Linked DNA regions of Homo sapiens: region 2 is linked to region 1. Evidence: chromatin loops called from intact Hi-C (ENCODE). Cell type or tissue: adrenal gland. All regions are shown on one strand. Links, peaks and the distances in the headings refer to the core of each region. The heading gives the core; the rest is flanking DNA.

Region 1 (5,403 bases), core at 1,501-4,000:
GGTTTAAGTGGCCAAGTAGTCTCCATCCAGAGATAGCTCTCTTAACTCTCAAGCAGGACGGTCTCTCCTAACTGTTGAGATAACGCTGTGGAAGTGAGAATACATTAATTTTAAAGAAATTTCAGTTTGTTTAATTTTATTTTTAATCTCTCTAACCTTTTTAGGATGTAAATGTTAATCCTGAGATTACTGCACTACAAACTATGCTTGCTGAATGCCAAGAAAATCTTAAGAAACTGACTTCGATAGAGAAAAGGTTAGACTGTTTGGAACAAAAAATGAAAGGAAAAGTGATGGTAGATGAAAACACCTGGACTAATCTTCTTAGTCGTGTCACTCTTCTTGAAACAGAAATGCTTTTGTCTAAAAAGGTATTTTCCTCCTTTAACATTTATAAAATATCTCAGATATAACAAAGTTTTTTTTTGATTGTTATATGTGTATTTTTTTGGAAATGCTAAATATGAGAATATTTGAATAATGAGAAAATGTCTAGTTAGAATGAAGTCCTGTTTAAATATAGCCTGTATGTTGTTGTGGCTGTTGTTTCTCTCTTCATTGAATAAGATAATCTGAAAAACTTGTCAGTTGAGCTTTTACAGATGTTAATAATGCTTGAAGAATTTAAAATGAGGTAAGAATATGATAGATATGAAAAGCTTAAAATTATTTTATATCTTTTAATAGTACAAATAACCTATTTTCATAGGGTAGAAAAGATACAGAAGATATAGGTAACTCTTCCCATCTTTTTTTCACTCATTTACTTCAATCATATTGTGAATTTCATAGAATAGTTACCAGATTTACCATTGCCTTATCAAATCTGAGAAATTTGTTTTTTTTTACTCAGGATTTCAATTTCTGGTCTGTCTTTCCTTCCTAGAAGGTGAAGTCAAGTAGCTTGCTATCTGCTTCCATATTTAAAACATTTCTTATATGTAGGAATATGCAGTATATGTATTGCTTTAATAAAAAATTAAAAATATTTAAACATTTATCATGCTACCTTTATATTTTATGCTCAGCATTAAGAATATAAAATGAGAGGGTTTTTCTTTTTATTTCATTCTAAATATTTAACTGTGTTATTCCAGAATGATGAATTTATAGAGTTTAATGAAGTTAGTGAAGACTACGCTTCTTGTAGTGACATGGACCTTCTGAATCCTCGTAAGTTTGTAAATACTATGAGAATTGGTATGATGAGTTTTCAGAAAAATGATTGTTATAGTAATTTTAATATTCTTAAGCTTTATTGTTTAGAAATTGCAAAGCTCCTAGAACAAAGAACATAATGAACCTACAGACTACTAAAGCCAAGAATTGCTTAACTAACCAGCCTACTTATTTCACATAACATAGTGGGTGAATAAATTTCAGTGTACAAAATTGAAAATTTTTAGAGATATTTTACTGTTTTAATCATTCGAGAATAATCAAGTGCTCTAGGATATTAATGTTGGCCTCCAAGTTTTTAAATTTAAGCTTAGGTAGGTAGTAGCTTTCTCATATGTAAATAATAATATGTAAGAGAAGAAAACACATTTGTCAGTATCTATAAAGTATTGCAAACTTCTTCCATGTGAATAGTTCACTGATAATGATAAAATGGGAAAGATCTGATATTAGGATAGGTCTTTTCCTGGTCACTTTACTAGGCTACTGATATTTTGCTTAGTGTGACTGAGCAGCAAGGGTAAGATTTCTGTTTTTCAGTGACAGCTTTGTTTTGATTGTTATGTATTTTTAAAAGATCTAAATTTTGTGCCATATCTATGATTAAATCATAGCTATAGAAGAGATGTTTTGTCCAATTGAGAATTCATCGTTAAGTTAAATTTTTAATATCTGTGGATTGTTAACGTTATAAAATCTTTCAGCTCTACTATATGTGTAACAATAAAATAATATATATTCTAGCACTAACAGTGTGCCTGGCACGATTCTAACTACTATATTAACTCATTTAATTCTTGAAGTAACCATTGCAAGATAAGTACTATTTTTATATTTTACAGTTGAGGAAACTGAAGTACAGCAAAATTAAGTAACTACAGCAAAGGTCACACAGTTATTGAATTGTAGATCAAATTTGAATCCAGGCAACTGATCTGAAGTTTTTTCTTGACTGCTGCATATTTGGAGCACATATCAATATCATTGCACAAAGAACAATTTCAGTGATTAGCTTGTTAAGTATAATTATTTGAGATGCTATTTAAGGCAACTAAATTTATTATAGGCTGCAGATTTCAGATTTGGTAAAATGTTGCCTGTTTTATTTATCCATTCATATATCTATTCAACAAATGTTAATGCTTGAGTATAAGATCCTTGAGAGCAAAAACTTTATCTTATGGTCTGCCTGTCTAGCACACAGAAAGTATGTCGGTGCTTTTATCACCAGTATTTGCATATAGTAGAGTTTAAATATTTATTCACTGAAAGAATATTGAATGCTTGTGATTTGCAAAACATTGCCTTTTTCAAGTTTGATTTTGCATGCTCAGGCTTATTTTTTTTTAATGACATGATTATAGAATATACCTTTAACCTATTTAGAAAACACATGGCTAAGTTTTTTTTTTTTAATTTTTTAATTTTTTTGAGATAAGTGTGGTCTTACTCTGCTGCTCAGGCTGGAGTGCAGTGGTGCAATCATAGCTCACTGCAGTCTCCTAGATGTTAACTCCTTGGCTTAAAGTGATCCTCCTTTCTCAGCCTCCTGAGTAGCTGGGACTACAGGTACGTGCCACCACACCTGGATAATTTTTTATTTATTTACATACTGTTTTTAGTAAAACAAGGTCTTGCTATGTTGCTCAGGCTGGTCTTGAACTCCTGGGCTCAAGCAATCCTCCCATCTCTGCTTCTCAAAGTACTGGGATTACAGGTGTGAGTTAACATGTCCGGGTTCACATAGCTAAATTTCAACAACTGTGCCAGGACTGAAAGTAATTAACAGGCCTCTATCTGAAATGGATTACAGATTATGATTAGGTTGAATACCTGGTCTCATAGAGTTTATGATCTGATCTAGATTAATTAAAAGACTCAAGTTTATAAAGACTTACACATTATACCTTATACATGCTACTTGGAAATAGGGTTTGATTTCATTTGAATGCAGAGAGCAATAATTTACTACTCTGGGTTTAGGATCATATTAAATCAGGAATAGTTTTTGTGAGGTTCCAGATTTGTTTTGCCTTTATCAGGAATACAGTGTTCCATGGGGAATTGTAAGGCACCTTAATGTCTTGGTAAGAGTGAATTAGCAGAGGCTTTTAGGGATTGGACTTGTGTTGGATAATTTTGGAGAGGGTTTGAGGAAGCAAGGGCTACGGGTGCTGTCAGGGAGCAGGAGCAATTTGATGATTGATGGTAAGAATGAAATTTTTAGCATAAAATAAGTACTCATGTTAGGCAAGGGGGGCTATATCTGCTCATTTATGTGGTTACATGGTGCCCTTGTTTTGTCTATGTTCGGACATGAATGGTGGTTTTGGGTGTGTTGTTTCATTATGCTAATGAAGTGACCTCATGTGATGTTCTTTTTCATGAAATTATTTATATTCATTAGAGGGTACAGTAGTTTAGGTGTTAATTGCCAGACAGGGCACCAACTGTTAGTGCTCCTTTTTTATTTGCTTGTTTGTTTCGCTTTGTTTTGTGCCTTTTTTCCCTCAGAGGAAAAAAAAAAAAAAGGTGTGCTACCACAGAAGAGTGTGGTTTGTTCCTGTGTGACTAGCAGGAAGGGTACATGTGAGCACCTGAAGGAAGCTGTAGCAGAAGAGTAGAAAGATCAAGTCATGGAGTTTATCCCAGAGTCGTAGGAAGATTTTCAGCAAGGCTAATATTCTTAGGTTTGTGTTTCACAAAGGTTATCATCAAAGCAGAATAGTGATTTGTTAGGAAAGTAAGATAGGCAAGGATAATTTGAAGAGAATTTTAGTAGTCATTATTTCAGAATAATAATGAGGGTCTCTACTAAGGCAATGATAGTGAGGATAAAGAGCAGGTGATTTATTTGGGAGAAATTTAGATGTTAAAATTGATATGCCTTGATCCTGATAGATACAAAAAGGGTGAAGGAGAGTAAGGAAGGTAACACTGACTACTTGTGTTTGGCTCATGTGATTGGGTAGGTGATTGTTACTCTTTAATAAAATAAAAAATTCAGGAAGAGGAGAAGGTTTGGGAGAAATAATGAGTTCACTTTTGAATATAATAAATTATATATGAAATCCTTAAGACAGAATATCTAGAAATCAGTTGGATACATACATTGGTCCTTGATTTAGAAGTATTGGCTTACAAATTATTAAATGGTAAAGGACCCTACTGATTCCCTTCGTGGAATAAGGTGATAAGCCTCCAAAGATGGCAGTGAAAGATTAGTTGTTACGTGGTAAGAGTTGGGTAGAAGATTTCATGTCCCATACCCCCATAATCTTAGAAGTAGAAGAGTCCCTTTCTTTACAGAGACTTCTTAGCAGTCACTACTGAAGTACATAACAACTGGTGTCAGGGTCCTTGTGTCAGTGGCCATTGCCTTTCCCCTTTCCTTTCCAACCTGAACTCAGTTACCAATTCTTTTCTCAATCCCCTATAGCACAGCTAAGAAACTATTAATGTTTAAACAAGTAAGGCTTTACTAAAGGTTCAGGATAGCAATAAGAAAAAATATAGAAATTAATGTGCAGTTAACTGATCTGGCTATTAAATATAGCTGGTGTTCTGTAATGGTCCACTCTGTAGCCTCTGGAATCCTCTGTAGGAATAACTATGAATAGCCTGCCAGCCTGCCAAATACCAGCTTTCTCCCACCATGAGGCACACTCTTGAATAAGGTTAGACACCGCAAAGTCTGGACCCCAAAATGGAAGACAAAGAGAGCCATTCCTTCACCCTTTATCTGTCTTCCCGGACCTGTTTCCTTTTCCTAGGGCCCCCTCCTCTTTTTGGAAAGATGTCCGAAATGTTCAGGACAACTATCTGTACCCACAGAAAAAAATCCAAGATTTAGTGCATAGTAGATATAGTTCCTGCCTAATTTCAAATTATTTCTTAAAATAACCTCTTGTCCATAGCTCCTACTAAAAGATCTGGGTTTAGGTAGTCTTCAGAATTACACCCTGTAATCTTGACCTCCAGGCTTAGCTAATTGGATTAAGAGTAGACACCTGACCCAGAGAATTCCAGTTCAAAGTGTGATGAGTCAAATTACATTCTCTCTCTTAGCATTTGGAATTAGGACACCACGAGTTAGTTAGTCAAATGATATTGAGCCTGGGCCGGGCTGGCCATGTGGTGGAAGTTTACGCTGATGAGTCAGCAGAGAAAGCCATTCTACAGAGAAGAGCTGAGGGATGGAGCAAATGGCAGAAGTAGGCAAAA
Region 2 (5,403 bases), core at 1,835-4,334, 94 kb before region 1:
CTTGAACGGGGCAGGAGAAATATTGGGGTGATTTGGAAGACGGTGATAAGGGAAAGCACAAAATAAGGATTGGAGGGCCGCAGTGAGGTCATTAGTGAAGCTGATGCCGGAGATAAAAGCTGTTGATTAATTGAGGGGAGCAATTTAGTCTTTGGTTTCTTGGTAAAATGCTTAGTCACTAACCATGAAAGCGGCCTAATAATATTTTATGGGGGTGGGGAGGAGTTTAAAACTGGCATCTTTCTAGTAGCAGAAATTCACCTTTGAGTATGGCTTTTTAAAATTCCTCTTTGGAATAAAACGTTTTCTAATAAGAGTTAGTCTCAAAAAAAAGTTAATATTAGGTTGGTGCAAAAGTAATTGCGGTTTCTGCCATTACTTTCAAATGACACAAACCGCATTTACTTTTGCACCAACTTAATACTTTTTCTTTTTTAAGTATAAAGCTTTTGTTTTTAACAAAATAACTATTTGGTTTCTTTGGGGTTTCGTAAAACAAACTTTAAACTCATTGCATATTTGACATTTTACTATATTAGAAAGTGATGAAATAATTATGCTGGTTTTCGAATAACTAATTCAAGTATACTGTTTTCACTTTGATTCAGAACCTATTACTCAGAAAACAAGTTAGTGGCAAAGTTCTTAATCGTTTAATAAATATATTGGTTTGGAAATTTATTAGAACTAAGATGTAGAATATAGTAATATACACACGTTAGAGGTTTCCTTTCTCAAATTAAAAAAAAAATGGTAATTTAAGTGTAACCGTCCAAAAACGGGCATGAGGCATAAATGAAAAGTTTGATAAATTATTTTTTAAAACCTTCTTATGGAATTTCTTAGATCAAGATAAAGAGCGTTACCTGCATCCCAGAAATTCCTCTCCTGCAAGATGTTTTTTAAAATCAATTTATTAGATTTTTGTTTTGGGGATGTTTATGTTTAAATAATTGCTCATCAAGTGCTTGGATTTCTTTTCAGGACGAGTATTGTAGATTTTCCTCCCTTGGGGACTACTTGCCTAAAAATAAAATGATTCGAGCATTTTGAAGAAGGAACAAAAACAGCCTCCACATCCTTTTTTTTTTTTTTTTTTTTCCTGCCTCTGGCAGCCCACACTCCTTCCCCCAGCTTTCTTTATTCCATATGAGAGACATAACAAACAAACGATTACATGTTGAAAAACACATCTGAAAACAGAAAGGTCACGTTACTACCGAGTCCTGGGGAACATTAATCTGATGTTTGGAAAACAGTTGACAGTTGAAGGTTGGAGTTTCTCTTTTCAACTCCTGGACAGAGAGAGAGAAAGAGAGACAGAGAGAGAGAGAGAGTTGAATGAAAAAAAGAAGGGAAGAGACCACTTTGTGGCCTTTTCACTTCAGGAATAATTGAGGGACTGCCAAATTTCTAACCCAGATTTAAAAATGCAAACACATTCACAAAGAGGACTAACGATTTGAAATGGCTCAAGTTGGCATTGACTCTAAGTGAGAAGGTGTGTGTGTGTGTGTGTGTGTGTGTGTTGTCTTAAAATAATTAATGTGAATAGCGAAAAGTAATCACGATAACATCAAGCCCTGCATGCCTGAGGGGAGAGTTTGCTGGACAAAAAACAGTCCCTTTACTAATAGCTTGTGAGAAGGTGAAAGTTGATTGCCTGACCACTCGTCTCTCTCCAGCGTTTCTCTAAGTCCGAGCCCCCATCTCTCCCAGTCCTCCCGGCTCAGCGAGGAATTCCTTTTCTTGACTTGTTTAAGTGCTGGTAACCCAGGGCTCAGTGGCTGAAGCAGCTGGGTGTCTAAAACCCCGATATCTGGCTGCCACTGGGGTTCCTCCTATGTGAATTGTGAGGTAGAATGAGGAAGAAGATCTGAAGTACATTCCTGGGACTTTGGAAATTATCATATTGAAAATTGTACTAGTAAATTGCAAAGACAACAAATAATGAGTCCTTCTCTACAGGCATTCTCAGATCCTGGTATCTCTACAACACAGTGGATATTTGAGGCAGGACGATGGATGGGGCCAGGTGTGAGAGCGAGAATCAAGAAACCTAGGATCAAGGAGTTTTACCAGAGCTTTGTGTGACCTCGTGCAATGTCACTTTAACCTGGATAGCGTCAGGTTTCCTCACGCATAAAATAAGATCAGATGATGCCCTCTTGGATTCTTTGACTGCAGGACAATCATTAGGCCATAGTGAACAGATGCGCTTGGTTGCCAGACCGCGCCCTTTGCGGGTCTATCAAAAGGGCAAGCGCATATTCTGGAGCTGTCTCGGAGACTTGGACAGAAAGATTCGAGGCAAATATTCTAGGCTGGGAAATTTCGCGCCGAGCCCCCCCCTCAGTTAGCCTGTCTAAAGGCTGGTGTGGCCAGAGCGAGGCAGAGAGCTCTGCACCTACTGTCGGGGCTGACAATGATTTATGCGCTTGTGACCCACGTAGACCATAAACCTAGTTTGCTAGACGTACAGGGAACTGCGCCGCAGTTAATGCAGAGGACTTATCCTCTGACCTGCAATGTCTCCCCACCTGGTGCTCTACAGCTCCAGAGAGCAGGGATTTCAGCTTTTCCTCCCTCATTGGATCCAATTTCAATCCCCTCGGTTAACTGAAAGTGTGTTGACTTCCACCCAGCCGGCAGGACCCTAAGGGCGCCTGGAGCAGTCTGGTGCGGGTCCTGGCTGCAGCATGCCCAGCAGAGCTCCGGGTGCAGGAGGCTGCAAAGCCACCGCCGCGTCCAGGCCCCTTGAGCGGAGGTGGGAACGATCCGCCTTAGAGTTCAAGGTGAATTGCTGTGACAGTGGCGGGTGGAGGAGGGGAGTTCGAGCCGTTCGCCTCGGGGAAGAATTATCCCCGATCATTTATTTTTAGATCTGAATTCCTCCAGAACCCAGCAGAGGCTGTGGCCAGAGCCCCAGGGCCAGGCAAGCGGCCAAGCTGCGCTCTCGATAAAGGAGCCAGAATGGTTCCATCTGGTTACAAACATATCTTTTTATTAAAAAGCAATCAGATCCTGAAGCGCTTCCCTTGCGGTTTACCGCTCTCCGCAGGCTGCTTCTCCGAAGCCAGCGGTGGTAGCGCCCACTCGGTTGAGCCCACGCCTCCGCCAGGCAGCGCCTCCGCCAGGCAGACCTCCTGCGGGACATTTTGTGGCCAGGGGGGTTCCTGCCCAGGGACCTCTAATAGGGTCGGTGGAAGCTAATTTGAATCTTCCCAGTTCCTTCCCTGTTTATTTCTCAACCCAGCAGTTCAAAAATTCACTTTATAACGGTCCCCTAACAAAAACACGAGTAAGAAAGATAGCAAAGAATTAAGCTGGACAGGCACCCATGTTGCGAAAAAGGTTTTGCTTGGAGACTGCAGGAGAGGGCTATCCCTCTTTACAATTCACGACGTTACTACCAACTTTGCCATTGAGTGGTTCCTCTCCCTGCCCGAATTCCTGGCCATCTTCGTTCCAGAGAGCGATGCAATCATGGCCTTGAAACCGAACGGGGCGTAACGTGCCATTCCTCTCCAGCTCCCGAGCCCCACTCCCACCCTTGCCGTTGAAACTGTGAAAAAGCCGCCAAAGTTTGGGCACCCAGCCTGGCAGTCGGAAGACAGTGAGATAAAGAATGCGATAGTAAGTCCTTAAGTGCTTCCTAGAGATAAGGTCCCGGAATCCTGGAAAAATTCAGTCTGGCCTCCCTACTTCAGCAAGTCGCCTCCTGCTTCTGTCAGCCCCCTCCCCACACACACCTGGAGGGAGAGGCGGTGGCCACAGGGGTAGCTGGGGCAGACCCTCCGCTCCTCCACTCCCGGTGGCCAGGGGTCCTAAGGCCACGCGGCTGGCTTTCTTCTCTGGGAATCAGGAGATGATAATGAGAAAATCCCTCAACCATTGGCGCGACGAAACTCAAAAATGGACAGCCCTCCCTTATTCATAAATATTACTTCAAATATGTTAAAGACGTTAAGTAATTTTTAGTCTCTTTAGAATTTCCAACGCTATAGTTTATTATGACAGATAAGGTTTGATTTGTGCTAGTCGCGTGCCAGGACACTGAAGGTGAAAAGAAGGAAAACAAGAAAGAGTTTCTAAAAGAATACACGTAACATTTAAGATAACTACATACAAAGTGCTCACTTAATTTCTCTTAAAACAGTTACAATGAATAAATTACATTTCCAACTTAATAAAATTTAATTCTCTTAGTCGTTTGTACAATTGATGGCCTTTGGTTATAAAATTTTACTTTTTGGAGAAATATTGCCCCTCTGTCAAATTATAGCACATGACAAATAATATAGCAAATAATAGGTTTGACTTTTAAACATACACAGTTATTTGAAACAAAATGTTTTTAACTTTCTGGCAGCATAGGCAAAACAGTAAAAGCACAGTTATATTTTAGGAATTATCTTAATACATTCCCCTCTATGATATCAGAACTTACTCCTGATTGAACCAAGGAAGAACAGCTAACTCTTCGGATAAAACAATTTTTTCTCCTTCATTCCCAGGCATGGTTTGGAAAGCAATAAATGCATATTTGCAAGAAGTCATGAAAAATCAAGATTAAAAATACTGTATAATCTTCCTGGTAAAACATATATACATTTTATATCTGACCATATGAAACTGTCATCTATAAGTATTACATTTTAATGAAGCATAACTCCTCATGATATATTTATTTCATAACAAATGGCAAAGGTAATATTACTTATCTTCAAGTATTTTTTCTTTTAAAAGCTCCTCCCACCAAATGAGAGACCTCTATTTAAACAGCAACTTCTATTGAAATATATGATCTGAAGGAATTCGCTATTTGAAAGTCTTTTGACAGCTTTACAGATTATATCTGTTGAGTTTTTTCTCTCTCTCTTATTTCCACAATTTACATGTGTGAATATATGGGTAACCCTCACTAACTTTTCAACATCAGTCACGCACATTAGGTAGAAAAAATTAATTTTGAAACTATTCTTTGTTTTTAAAATGATATATGTCATTACTGTTAGGTGAGTAAGCTAAGTGTGTTTTTTTGGAAGGGGAAGGTAGGTTAATCACAATGATAGAGCAAATATAAATAGTATTATGTTGTTGGTGTTAAAAGGCAAAACCTCTTAGTCTGTGAAGATCACCTACTTACCTTCTCTCCATTAAAAAAAGAGTTGAACTTTTTGGCTCCCTGTATAATGTGTGTTCTCCATAGATTTTATACTAAATATTAATATTAAGATTATAGAGCTAACCTTTTTCTAATGTCAAAGAGCTTTTGAACAATACAGGCACAAGAGAGAAAAGACACCTACCTCATACATTCACATCCCAAATTTCCTATCTCCAATGCAACAGGAATAATCTTTTTATTCCATTAAAATGGTCACTAACCTTATAATAATA

The links. Peaks named below come from ENCODE experiments on the same cell type or tissue, not always from the same donor. Only the 100,000 strongest peaks of a DNase experiment are listed, where the experiment ranks them.
Region 2: it touches region 1 in a loop (4-fold over the local background); 68 of 110 quality-filtered maps call a loop at or near these places.

Annotation. Positions count from the first base shown.
Region 1 is chr4:174,309,686-174,315,088 of GRCh38, forward strand. It overlaps CEP44 (centrosomal protein 44), which reads left to right. Exons shown (of 12, transcript NM_001040157.3): 8 at 165-371; 9 at 1,098-1,173. Among named protein-coding and RNA genes, the nearest start is that of CEP44, 28 kb to the left of the region's middle. In adrenal gland, for the core only: no CTCF peak of the experiment used is centred there; no DNase peak of the experiment used is centred there.
Region 2 is chr4:174,214,889-174,220,291 of GRCh38, forward strand. The region is part of intron 1 of LINC02268 (long intergenic non-protein coding RNA 2268); the gene reads right to left. Among named protein-coding and RNA genes, the nearest start is that of LINC02268, 2.8 kb to the right of the region's middle. RefSeq lists an enhancer at 1-248. In adrenal gland, for the core only: no CTCF peak of the experiment used is centred there; DNase peaks (open chromatin) are centred at 2,262, 2,783 and 3,503; H3K4me3 peaks cover 1,303 bases; H3K27me3 peaks cover 141 bases.